Linked DNA regions of Mus musculus: region 1 is linked to region 2. Evidence: chromatin loops called from intact Hi-C (ENCODE). Cell type or tissue: left cerebral cortex. All regions are shown on one strand. Links, peaks and the distances in the headings refer to the core of each region. The heading gives the core; the rest is flanking DNA.

The links. Peaks named below come from ENCODE experiments on the same cell type or tissue, not always from the same donor. Only the 100,000 strongest peaks of a DNase experiment are listed, where the experiment ranks them.
Region 1: it touches region 2 in a loop (4-fold over the local background); 2 of 42 quality-filtered maps call a loop at or near these places.

What each region holds. Positions count from the first base shown.
Region 1 is chr13:38,937,844-38,943,940 of GRCm38, forward strand. It overlaps Slc35b3 (solute carrier family 35, member B3), which reads right to left. Exons shown (of 10, transcript NM_134060.4): 5 at 5,216-5,323; 6 at 2,032-2,129. Among named protein-coding and RNA genes, the nearest start is that of Slc35b3, 20 kb to the right of the region's middle. In left cerebral cortex, for the core only: no CTCF peak of the experiment used is centred there; DNase peaks (open chromatin) are centred at 2,615 and 4,163; H3K27ac peaks cover 395 bases.
Region 2 is chr13:38,706,472-38,712,568 of GRCm38, forward strand. No RefSeq gene overlaps it. Among named protein-coding and RNA genes, the nearest start is that of Eef1e1, 50 kb to the left of the region's middle. In left cerebral cortex, for the core only: no CTCF peak of the experiment used is centred there; DNase peaks (open chromatin) are centred at 1,494, 3,119 and 3,995; H3K27ac peaks cover 1,753 bases.

The DNA.
Region 1 (6,097 bases), core at 565-5,564, 230 kb after region 2:
CAGAGGCACAAGCAGTAAAATGACTACCACACTGAAACGGGAAACGCAGGGGTTTGCACACACAGCATAGTTAACCTACTCAAAATCTGTGCTACGAATAAACATTACTACAGCAACATTATTATCACTGCCCTATGGCTCAAGTTTCTAGAAATAATGGCTGATTCTAGTGGCCCATGAACCAGTATCTAAATGCATATATAGCATTACATAACGAAAAATCCATGGCATATGAACCCTTCCATATACTTTTATATTTTACTTATTGAAGCAGATTTTATCACTCTAAAAGCATGAACACGACAAAATCCTTAAAGCTACTTATAAGATATGAAAAAATACCCTGAACATTGGAGGGTGTAAAAGATATGAGAATCATCACTGTAATTTCCCCAGCCACTTTCACTCCAGCTTCTTAGCCTCCTCACCGAGCGGTGTGTCAAACACCGTCTAACTGATATGCCTGCTACAAGTCAGCTATGCTCCCCAGCATGTGTGGACTTCTCACAAGTAAAACTTTTGACTTTCAAATGAACACACTGAAGCTTCAGATTGTAACCACCCCAAAGGAGAGCCAGAAGTATCCTAGGATAGGAACCAAGACTTCAGTTTAAAGCCTGTGGACCTCTTGGCTACCTTGAGTTTCCAGGTGACCTGCTTGGTCTTAATTCTAAGGCCATCTTTACCCCAGCCATGAAGAGTGACAAGCGATCACAAAAATGCCTTCCAAAGCTCAGGTTCCTGTTATGGAGATGTTACTTATGATGCCCCATGCTGTGCCCCGACAGCAACAGGAAGCATAGCTGCTTTAATGTAGTGTGTTCCACCTGAACAGCAAAGCAAGTATGCTCTTGCTGTCTGTCTGTCTCTGTGTCTGTCTGTGTGCCTGTCTCTCTCTATCTATCTCTCTGTCTCTCTCTCTTTCACACACACAGAGACACACACACACACACCAACACACACAAACACATTTTCCTATATAAAAACAAAACCAGAAGATGTTTTTATCTTTAGAATACTTTAAAATCCAGTAGGCATCTAAAAGACACAATTTAGAAGACTAGGGAAATAGCTTAGGAATTAAGAATGTGGATTGCAAAGTCAGGTTCTTAGTACTCATGTTGGGTGGCTCACACTCCAACTCTAAGGGGATCTTGACCTCTGCTGGTATCTACCTTCATGCACTAGTACACACACACACACACACACACACACACACACACACACACACACACACACACTTTCTCCCTCTAATATTATACAGTTAAAAATAAAATAAAAATATTTTAAAAGACATTTGAATAGAAGGAAAGACCTTGGTCTTACACTGAGAGAATTATGTACAGATGTCATGTCCCTAAATTAACTTAGAAGTCAATGTCCCACCAATCACAATCCCAGTGGAATCTCTAGTTTATGGGAGGCTTCTAGTAACTCGTCCTAATGATGGGGAATGAATGAAGCTGCTCATGTTTCTGTGGGTGGAGGCAGATATCAAGGTTAGAGAATTCAGTTCAGACGCTTCTGTGAGGATGTGAGATCTTTTTTTTTAAAGGCATCTAAAACAAGTGGGAAGGGTGGGATGTGTAATATACAGAATTGGGTTTTAGCAGGAACTATTTAATAAAAATTGGAAATTATAAAACTAGTAAGTAACATAGATGAAAATTTTAAAATCTTGAGTTGGAAAAGGCTTTGACATGTAGCCAGAAACCATCAATAAGAATTATAAACTTCCACATTGAGTATAACCCAAAGAGGAACACAAACAGAAGAAAAACAATGTCACAGAGGATTTTGTAAACAGATAAAAGATTACCGAAATTAATGAGAAAAATATTGATCAGTTATACAATGAGCTCTTAGCAATGACAGGCTTTTTTCTGACCTTTTTTCTGACCTTCCACAGTATTCTTATGTTCACGTCAGTGATAAAGTAGATTAAAATGCACATTAAGTCTTTGGCACTGTAGCTATTTCATAAAACCAGCAGTGCGCCTTACAGACTCGAGGAAGTGCTGGGGTCCTCACCATCTCCGAGTTGGAAGCATTGTGCAGTTTCATGGCCTTCTCCTGAACGTTCCCAATGACAGCGTCTGCACACAGCGCCAGGGAGATAAGCATCACACCTTCAAGGAATAAGAGAGTGATCCTCTTTAAACACGCGGACGGGAAGCAAGGTTGGCCAGAAATCTAACTGGGCTAAACAAAATCAAAAGCATGCTGTCACTCCCATTTGGCTGGAATGCTGCCTACTCTGATCTGTAGCTTGCTTTGGTAGGCACACAGTAATGATATTAACATAAAAAAGACGGACACCACCAAACTGATTAATGCTGCCATCAGGACCACACTCATCACAGTTCTCCTTTTAGCAAGGATGGTGTGATGGAAGAACAAGTGTAGGAGAAAGAAACTCTTCGATCTACTGGGACTGGGAGCTGCACAAACGATCAGAAGGGGAAAAGAGAAACACCCAATATTTAGAGAAAACACACACACACACAGTGTCTTTCTAAAATGTTCAATTTAAAAGGAACACACGGGCATTTGCCAAGGTCACTTCTGGGGCATGGCTCCTGCCTGGAACTCTACACTGTCTCCTCTATAAGTCGTACTCATGTTCCCCGACCCACGCTTTCCAGGGAGCGCAGTTGACAAGTGCAGCTCCAGCTCAGGATCTGCCCTCGATTCCGCAGATGTCTCAGCTGCATCTAATGCAACAGTGACTTCGTTAGCCTGCCAGTCAAACTGTCCCAGTAGCTGATCATATAAGCAAACGTCCCTTTCTTTCATGTCCTGAGGAGAATGTGAACAGGATTAAGTTATCGCACACTAAATAGCATAGTTTGGGTGATAGCACTCACTCCTAGGAAGCAGCACACAGGTGTTCATGAGAACGACCAACCGTCATCCCTGAGCCTCACATAGGAAGGAAAGGGAGTCACAGTTCTCTCTGTGGTCTCATGGCCTCACAGGCTGAAGTGTAAGCCAGTGGCTCTCACCTTCCTAAAGCTGTGACCCTTCAGTACAGGTCCTCATTTGTAGTGACCCCCAACCATACAATTATTTTCATTGCTACTTCCTCAGTGTAATTTTGATGTTATGAATGGTAATGCAAATCTCTGACATGCAAGGTATCTGCTACGTGATTCCTGTGGAAGGGCCATTCAATCCCCAAAGGGTCAGCTGTGAACCGCTGCTCTAAAAGCAGAGGGGACCAGTGCCCACCAGTTTCTTTCATGAAGTATGCTGGGTTGTATTTCTCCCAAATGTAGTCATGGAACTCAGGACGTAGAAGCTCCCAGTGCCCGAGGTGCACCTTCCTTGGCTGTCCCGCCCGTCCCTCTGCTGCCCTCTCACTGCTGTGTGTGTGTGTGTGTGTGTGTGTGTGTGTTTTCTCAGCCCTGAGGTGATGTCACATAAAGTCAAGACAAAAGCAACTAACCCTTGGTGCTCTTTACCCGAGAGTGGGCCTGATTTGTTCTGGAGAGTTCTGATATCTGTTGATACGATCTCTTCTTTCAAACGAAGACCATCGTTCTTAATTACTAAAGAGCACAGCAAATGGACTATTGAAAGGGAGTGAGTACACGGAGTGGGTAAGGTTTGTCTTAATCGTTTGGAGAGTGCTTTTCTGACTCTATTGACTTGGAACAGCACACCCTGCCACACCCAAATGTTATCATTCTATAGCCAAGTGTTGCTTTCAACACTTCCTAGTTTCCAGAGAATCATTTTCCATCTAGTCACACTCAACTTTACACGCACGCACACGCGCGCGCGTGCGCGCGCGCGCGCACACACACACACACACACACACACACACACACACAGTACAGTACAGTCAGAAGCATAAATGGGTCACCAAGAAGTAGTGAATACTGTACAGCAGAGAGTCCGAAACATAGAGAGGTTGATTTCACTGTTTTTCGTAAAGGTTAAATTTAAACAGGACTAGGATACAGTTTATAAACAGAATGAGTACACAGTTATGATCACCTCAAGCACACCGTTAGCCTGGCCACAGGGTAGGGGGGAGTGTTATTTGCAAGCTTCGAACAGCATGAAAAATGGTTCCCACACCTTCTGCCATCTCCTCCTCTCCTCCCACCAGCTCTGTAGGAGGCAAAGTGTTCTCTCCATACTACAGAAGGAGAATAAAGGGACTGCAAGTCACCCAGAAATTCTTGGTTATATTTTTACTAAATTTAATCTCACTCATTGCAAATTCGTGCCTTTTCTAACTTTGTTTTTCAACTAGAAGAGCCGATGGTGTCTGTTTCAGGCAACCTCTTGAAATGAAAGTCTGTGATGTAAAAATAAAGATTTCCTGAAAATTCTTGACTCTTGACGGCGAGAGGTGTGACTGTGAGAACACTCTGTATATGCAGGGAGGTTCCGATGAAAGCTGAGACCCCAAGCCCCCAGGACTGTGGCTGCTAGAGGGCTGCCCCCAGGCCCAACTCGTTCTATTTAAACACGGAGAACAGGCTGGTAACTAAGGCTAAGAAGACTGACTGATAACCGGTCTGACTGATGAAAACAAGTGTGGCTCTAATGTAACCGGTATTTTCATTATGGAGATAATTAGCTTATACAGTGAGCTTGCTGGTATTCCAATACTGCCTTTCTGCTTGGTCTCTTGTGCTTTTTTGTTTTTGTTTTTCTGATGTGGAAACTTTAAGTGTAATTTTAGTCAACACTGTGTTCTTAGTAAAACTTAGTAAGTATACTGTACATGTAGTAAATGCCCCACAAACAACTTATCTGAATGATTATTAAACTAGACAGTGTTCTAGTGCCTATTTCTATCCCTGGACATATTGAAAGACTTATTTGGCTTTTGAAAAATATAAATTTTAATTGACAAAAGTTAGTATAGCACACATTGGAGGAAACTTAAATCACACACAAATAATTCTAATTTATATCATCATGATTTCCCCACAACTTCTGTGTGCAGGTACAGATCAGCACACACATGCCGACTCTCATGTCTGGCAGCTACTGATGCACCTGGAGCCTCTAGTCACGCACCTCCACGTCACAGCGCTAGAGCTGCGATACTTTTCCTATCATTGGAAAGTCCGAGTGAGAGCCTTGTTAAGTGTGGGACCCACGGACATTATAACATCATTTAGAGTCCTCAAGAAATCTTACAAATTCTTATTCAAAATAAAATTCAACTTAGGGATACAAATCCATTCCTCACCTGTCAGATTAAAGTTTGGTGCAATTGTGCTGTCAGCGAGGGTAAACCAGATCAGGCCCAGGCTCATGCACACTGCGGCAGACACATCTGCAAGGTTGTACCGCTTTCCTATGTGAGACAAGAGGAAGATGGCCTCATTATGCAAATAGTTGCCTGGCCTGCCGTCCACTCACAGTGCCTCACCAGGCAGAATATGGATCGATGTGCTGTTCATGCCTAATACCCAAAGCATAAGGAACACTCAGAGCAAGCATACAACAATCCTAGGAGGTTTTAGTTTCAACCAGGCACTGCATGTTCTTGTAAGACAGAAATGGGATCCTATTTTAGTTATTATGACAGGAAAACAAAAATCAAAACCACTCACATGCACCGACCGCTTACTTCAGAGTATGTGGCCGGAGAATGCACCTGAGGGGATTTTGTTGTAACATCATCAGGCACTCACACAGACTGAGATGGACGTGATGTCTTTGGGCAAATTTATCTCAGGGGAGTATTATCATAATCCCAGTCTACGGGTGAGCAGGCTTCCTTATACAGTACATGACTGCAATTTGGGAAGACTGAAAAAAATAAAGGATACCCCTCAATTTTAACTATTGATAGAAATGAGTATGTCTTTTATTTATTAAAAGGCTGTGTATGTTCTTGAAGTTCATAAGCTTAAGTCTACTGAGGGAAGAGAGTAATGGGCCTGGCTATTTTAAACACTGTTTCAGCTTATAAATACCAATGTGAAGACCATTAGACAGGGGAGAATTCACTCATTTTCCTTTGCCTCTATTTACAAAGTGACATGTATTCTAACCTTTGGTAAAGATTCTAAGGTAATGTATGTGCCTAGTCAGAAGTTTTAGTAGAGACTGAGGTATTTGTTCC
Region 2 (6,097 bases), core at 751-5,750:
ATGCTACATACTTGAATACCAAAAGTATTCAAAAACAAACTGTTATACTAGAAGAGCTATTCAATATTCTCCCTAGTCTAGCTGTACGCTAGGTCTTGAGGACATAGAATAGAGTTTCAATGTTTTGACACATTGCATTCAAAAGCTATTTGATTTAGCAGATTATGGGTTCTGCTTTTGAAAAATGACATGTTTGCTGCTGTGGTTAAAAGAAAAATCTTTGTAAAGATAATCTCATTTCAACCCAATGGCTTTGGGACGGTTACGTTCCCCGTCACTGCTGCTGATCAGCTACATTCCTCCCAGGCACACAGGCTTACTCAGTGCCATCACTTGTAAAGGGACTAACATCATAACATTTGTAAGTGCCAGCATCACACGAGCCTGCAGCACACAAATTAAAGCTCTTCCCGGCTGGCCTAAGTGCTTCATCAAGTAGCAGAGATGCTGCAGTTTAGATGTGGTTTTTGTTCCCCAAAGGCTCAAAGGCAGAATTGGTGCTCAATGTAGTGATATGGGGGTGGGGGGAACCATTAAGGAATGAGGTCTACTGAGTGGCAATGAGGTGACTGAATCATGACTACCCTCATTAAAGGATCGATGCAGGTCTCAGTAAATTAGTTCTATAGAGAGTTATTTGTTATGATATAAGGCTGGTCCCTCACCTGACTCCTGGTTCTTTTCTGACCATGAAAACCTTCTGGCATGCACTTTTACCATAGGGTGCAATCAGGGACCTTGGAAATTTCAACCATCAGAACCATGAGACAACTCAATTTCTTTCACTTATATGTTACCCATCCTTGGGCCTTTTGTTATAGCTACACACAATGAACCAAGACTCTCTGCTATCACTCATAAGCATTTGGGAATTTGGGAGCCATCACTTCTCATGAATTCTGCTTTATCAGTTGTCGCTGGAGACATCCCCCTCCTGGTGCTGGTAAAGGAGAGAGGGAAGGCATTTTGCTTATTCAGAGACGGAAAGTACCTATATCAGATCTAATCTAGATGATCCCAAAGGTCCCCTCTAAACTTAAAATCTTGAACTTATTGCATAACTTAGAACCCACACAGAGGAGCGGTATGGGATCATCGCCCTGGAATCCATGGTCTGAACATAGATCCAAAACCATGTGCAAGAACAGTCTGAGAAGAATGCGCCTTCTCACTACCCTTACCTTTTAATTTTTATTTCAGTGGTATCACCAATTTTGACTTATTTTTTTTCCCTTAGCTTTTTAAGTGCATGGAAGTGTTGAGTCTCTTGTTTTCTCAGAAGAGATTTTTCTCCTATTTCACATCTCTATTTTTTTTGCTTTCGTTCTCTCTAAAATACAATTTTTTTTATATAGACGCTTGCCTTTTTCAAAGTAGTGAAAGGACATCCAGTGGAAATACCTCACACAAAAGGAGATAATAATTGCTGGTTTGCAAAGTGTACGTTCTTGATTTTATAGCTGAAGTCTAAAAAATGAGCCCATTTTTTTCTCTCAGCTGTTCTAAACCGAGTGACCATATGCACTGAGAACATGGGCTTACATTTTAGCCCTTTCCCACTAAAGAGCAGCTTGAGCTTCATTTCTGCATAGATAGGAGCAATTTTTCTTTCTTTTTCTCCTTCTCTCCTTCTCTCTCTCTCTCCCTCTCCCTCTCCCTCTCTCTCCCTCCCTCCCTCCCTCCCTCCCTCTTTCTTTCTTTCTTTCTTTCTTTCTTTCCTTCCTTCCTTCCTTCCTTCCTTCCTTCCTTCCTTCCTTCCTTCCTTCTTTCTTTCTTTCTTTCTTTCTTTCTTTCTTTCTTTCTTTCTTTCTTTCTTTCTTTCTTTCTTTCTTTCTTCTTCCTCACTTTCTTTCTTTCTCTTGCATTGAGATCAATAACCCACTGCTTAATGGTAAGTATGATAACTTCATAATCCACACTTGAAACTCAAATACCATCACCTTTAGTACCTCAGCATGCCAATGGCAGAAGTAAGTGCTGTTCATTAAGATCCCTACAGAACCGCCCACACACTCCTCATCAAATCACGGGCGACAAACTGGCTCACTATGTTTCCACAATAACATGGAGATTGGAAATGCAAAAGTTAAATATAAATCTTCATAGAAGTTTCAGTAATTTTTAATAATTTGTTCTTTTGTGGCACGCATATGTGAATGATATATATTTCCTACAGCAACAGGAATTCATTTCCCCACATCTGTAATATCTGCAGTAAGCTAAATTAAAAATGCATTTGTACTTGTACAGTTAAATGATCATATTTAATGAAATGTCAGAGATGAATCTTAGCAAGTAGCTAGGAAATTATTTTAGAGGGTACAGCATTTTATTACTTGTAGTCAGGGAAAAGCGTAGTGATTAAACAAATGGTTTACTGCTCTGAGGTGGTGGCTGCATAAAAATAGGAAAGGATTGTGGCTAGACCAATACCACCATTTTTCCATCCTTTGACCTCTTTCTTCTGTGGCTTCCTCCACTCTTATGAAATCTTTAAAAGAGGATTTATATCTTTTTAATGTATGTGTGTGTGTGTGTGTGTGTGTGTTTGAGCCTGCAGGAATATATGTGCACCACGTATATGTAGGTACCCACAGGGGCTAGAAGGTCTCAGATATCCTGGAACCAGAGTTACAGGTAGTGCTGAGCTGCCATGTCAGTGATGGAACCTGAGCCCTCTGCAGGAACAGTAAGTGCTCCTAACCAGTGAGCCATCTCACTCGCCCTTCCTCTGGAGTCTTGAACCAGTGGGTCACAGTAAGAGGGACATAGACCATTAGGAACTGGACATGATGCAAATGTACCACTCATAGTAGGTCCACAACCAAGTTTGCATTAGTCAGTCTTCCCTTTACTATAACAAAATACCTAAGGTAGGATGAATGATAAAGACAAGACATCATTGATTGACCTTGGATACTGGAAGCTAAAAGTCCAATTTAGGCAACTCTGCTTGCTTGGGTTTTGACCAGAGCTTTGAGGTCTCGTGATTGCCAGAGTGAGATTGTGAAAGGTTCAACAAGTCAGACCCACTCCTTTATTTTCCCTAAAGTAAATATCTGTTTTGAAAAAGGATTACGTATGTGTGTGTGTGAATATATATCACATGTGTGTGTATACCCTTGGAGATTAGAAGCAGGCATTGGATCCCTTGGAGCTGGAGTTATGGATGGTTGTGAGTCAGCTGACATGGGTGCTGGGAAACATGGGTGCCCAGAGCCTCTGAAAGAGTGGATTCTTGGGTGTTGTAGTGGTTATTCCTGGTTGTCAACTTGACTATATTTGGAATGAACTACAATCCAGAATTGGAAGGCTCACCAGTGACCCTTATCTGGAGGCTTGGAGATCCTTATCTGGATCTTGGTTTGAAGATCTTGAGCCATAGTGGCTATGGATTCCAGAAGATTGAATCTCCGAGTTTAAGGAACACACCTTTAATCTGGGCTACGCCTTTCATCTGGGATTAAAGGTGTGGTGGAACACACCTTTAATCTGGGCTACACCTTCTGCTGGAGACAATATAAGGACATTGGAAGAAGGGAGTCTAGCTCGAGCTCTTGCTCCTTCGCCTGCTTGCTGCGTGAGACTGAGTAACTGCTAGATCCTTGGACTTCCATTCACAGCTGCGACTGAATCATTGTTGGGAATTGGGCTGCCAACTGTAAGTCATCAATAAATTCCTTTACTATCTAGAGACTAGTCATAAGTTCTGTGACTCTAGAGAACCCTGACTAATACAGGTGTTGAGCTTTCTCTCCACGCCCTGACCTGTTCTTTCCAAGGCCAGTACCATCATTATTTTGTGCTAAGTCCTACCTCATAAACACTAACCATTTCTCAGCATTCTACCTAGAGGGAAAGACTTGCAACAGATGGGTTCACTCTAGTCGTATCTAATCTAGGCATTTCTAAAGCATAGACAGATGGGTTGAGCAAGAGACTCAGGTCAGTTGGATAAGAATAGTATCATAATTGCTTTTCTATTCCTGTGATGAGACACCATGACCAAAATAAAAGAGAGTTGGCAAGGGGTGGGGGACTGTAATTTTCAAAGGGCCCATCTGCAACCACCATTGCAGGGAGCAAGATAGCAGACAGGCAGGCATGACAGTGAAGCAGTAGCTGAAAGCTTGCATATTGATCCATAACCACGAAGCAGAGAGTTAATTGGAATGGTATGGGCTCATTCAAAGACCCACCCTAGTGACATACTTCTTCCAACTAGGCCACATCTCCTTCCCAAACAGTTCCACCAACTAGGGACCAAGCATCTAAGTATACAGATCTATGGATGCCATTCTTATTCAAATCACTACAAATAGCAATTCGTTTGTCAAAGAAGAATGGACTAGGTCAGCTACAACTTCATCCATCATGGGCATTTGGCATGGATTTTAAGGAAACTAATGCAGGAGGATGATTGAAGGTTTGTAAGGGTGTTGTGGGTAAGCAGGCATAGGGAGACTGAGGACAGGCAGTATTAGTCAAGGAAGGAGCAGAGAAAGAGGAGAGAGCTTGAAGGAAGAGCACAAATCAGCTGAAAGGTCACTGTGGCTATCGTGTGAACAGTGAGACCTTAATTTGATACCAGGACAGGACCACATTGACACAAATCTCACACACACAATTAGATAGTAGAGCCCTCCAAAAATAAGAATAAGAACAATCAGTTGATTTAGCTCGTATTATGGCTTGAACTATGGTCTCTATAAGACACACTTGGAAATCCCAGGCCTTTGTATCTTGTCCTGTGCCCTTATTTGGAAATGGGATCATTACAGATATAAGTATATAAGGAGAGGACATTCATGAGTGGGGTAGGGTCTTAATGCAGTATGCCTGGTGTCCTCATAAAGTTGTGAGTAATCTGCAGGTAGAGGACCATATGACAGCAGAGGTGGAGCTTGAAGGGGCACAGCTAAAAACTGAAGAGGCTTGGGCAGACATCAGCACCACCAGAGGCTTGAAGGAACAAGGAAGGATTCTTTTTAGAGCTTTCAAAGACCAAGTATCCCTGAGGACATTATGAGCCCAGACTCTCCTAGAACTGTGAATCAGGAAGTTGCTATTGCTTTAAGTAATCTGGTTGTGGAATTCTTTTATGGCAGCCCTGGAAATTCCATATGGCTGCTCCAGCACAATTAGAAGTGGGGGGAGTAGTACGTCATCTTTCAATGGATTGACGTAAACTTTTTACCGTTACCTAGAATTAGAGGGATCTTATTGAGGCGTGACTAAAGGGGCCACTGTAACAGCAATGAAAAGGATAAATATTTGAAAATACGCAAGAGTCAATGGTGAGGAAAATAGGTATTTGTCTTTACATCTAATTACAACTTTTGATTAATTTTTGTTATTTAAAGTTAGTGTGTGTGTGTGTGTGTGTGTGTGTGTAGAGGTGTGTTGGATCCTTGGAGTTTTGAAGTTGGAGTTATTAACTATTGTGGGTGGGTTTGGGACAAATGAAACTGTGCCACTAAGCAGAACTGGTTAAGGTTAGAAAACCCCAGTAAATCTCATTATTGAGGACTGTAGGTGTTAGGCTCCTGGCCAGACTATCTGCCTTGGAACATATGACCATGATACTTCACTAAGAGGACTATGACAACTGGTCACCTATTATAAAACCCTAGATTCTTTCTGCTAATGTGGTATCTAGATAGACTTCCAGGGTTTAGCTAATGAGCTTCTCTTCCTGGGCATTCCTTCCTGTAAAAGGTATTTAATCTCTGATTCACCATAAGTAAGAGGTATATATCTACATCCACCATGAATAAAACAGTTTGGATAAGCAAGAGTCATCTCCTTCATCAAGGACTGACCCCAGGGAGGTCTTCCCCATACACCACTCCCCAGTCTCCTATAGAAGTCCCTCCATACTCCTGGCACTTACTCATCCCTAAGCAGTCCCAGGCTCAGCATGAGCCTGAGGACCTCTGTTCTCAACTCCTTGCAGTCCCCAGCAGAATTTGGGTACTCAGGAGTTTGAGAGCCACAGTACCCGTACCAGATTTTGCTGTTTCTCAACCTGAAGAACACAGACTTGCATCCCTATCTTAGACTTCATTCTGCCTTCCATGAGTGGCAGGTTGGCACT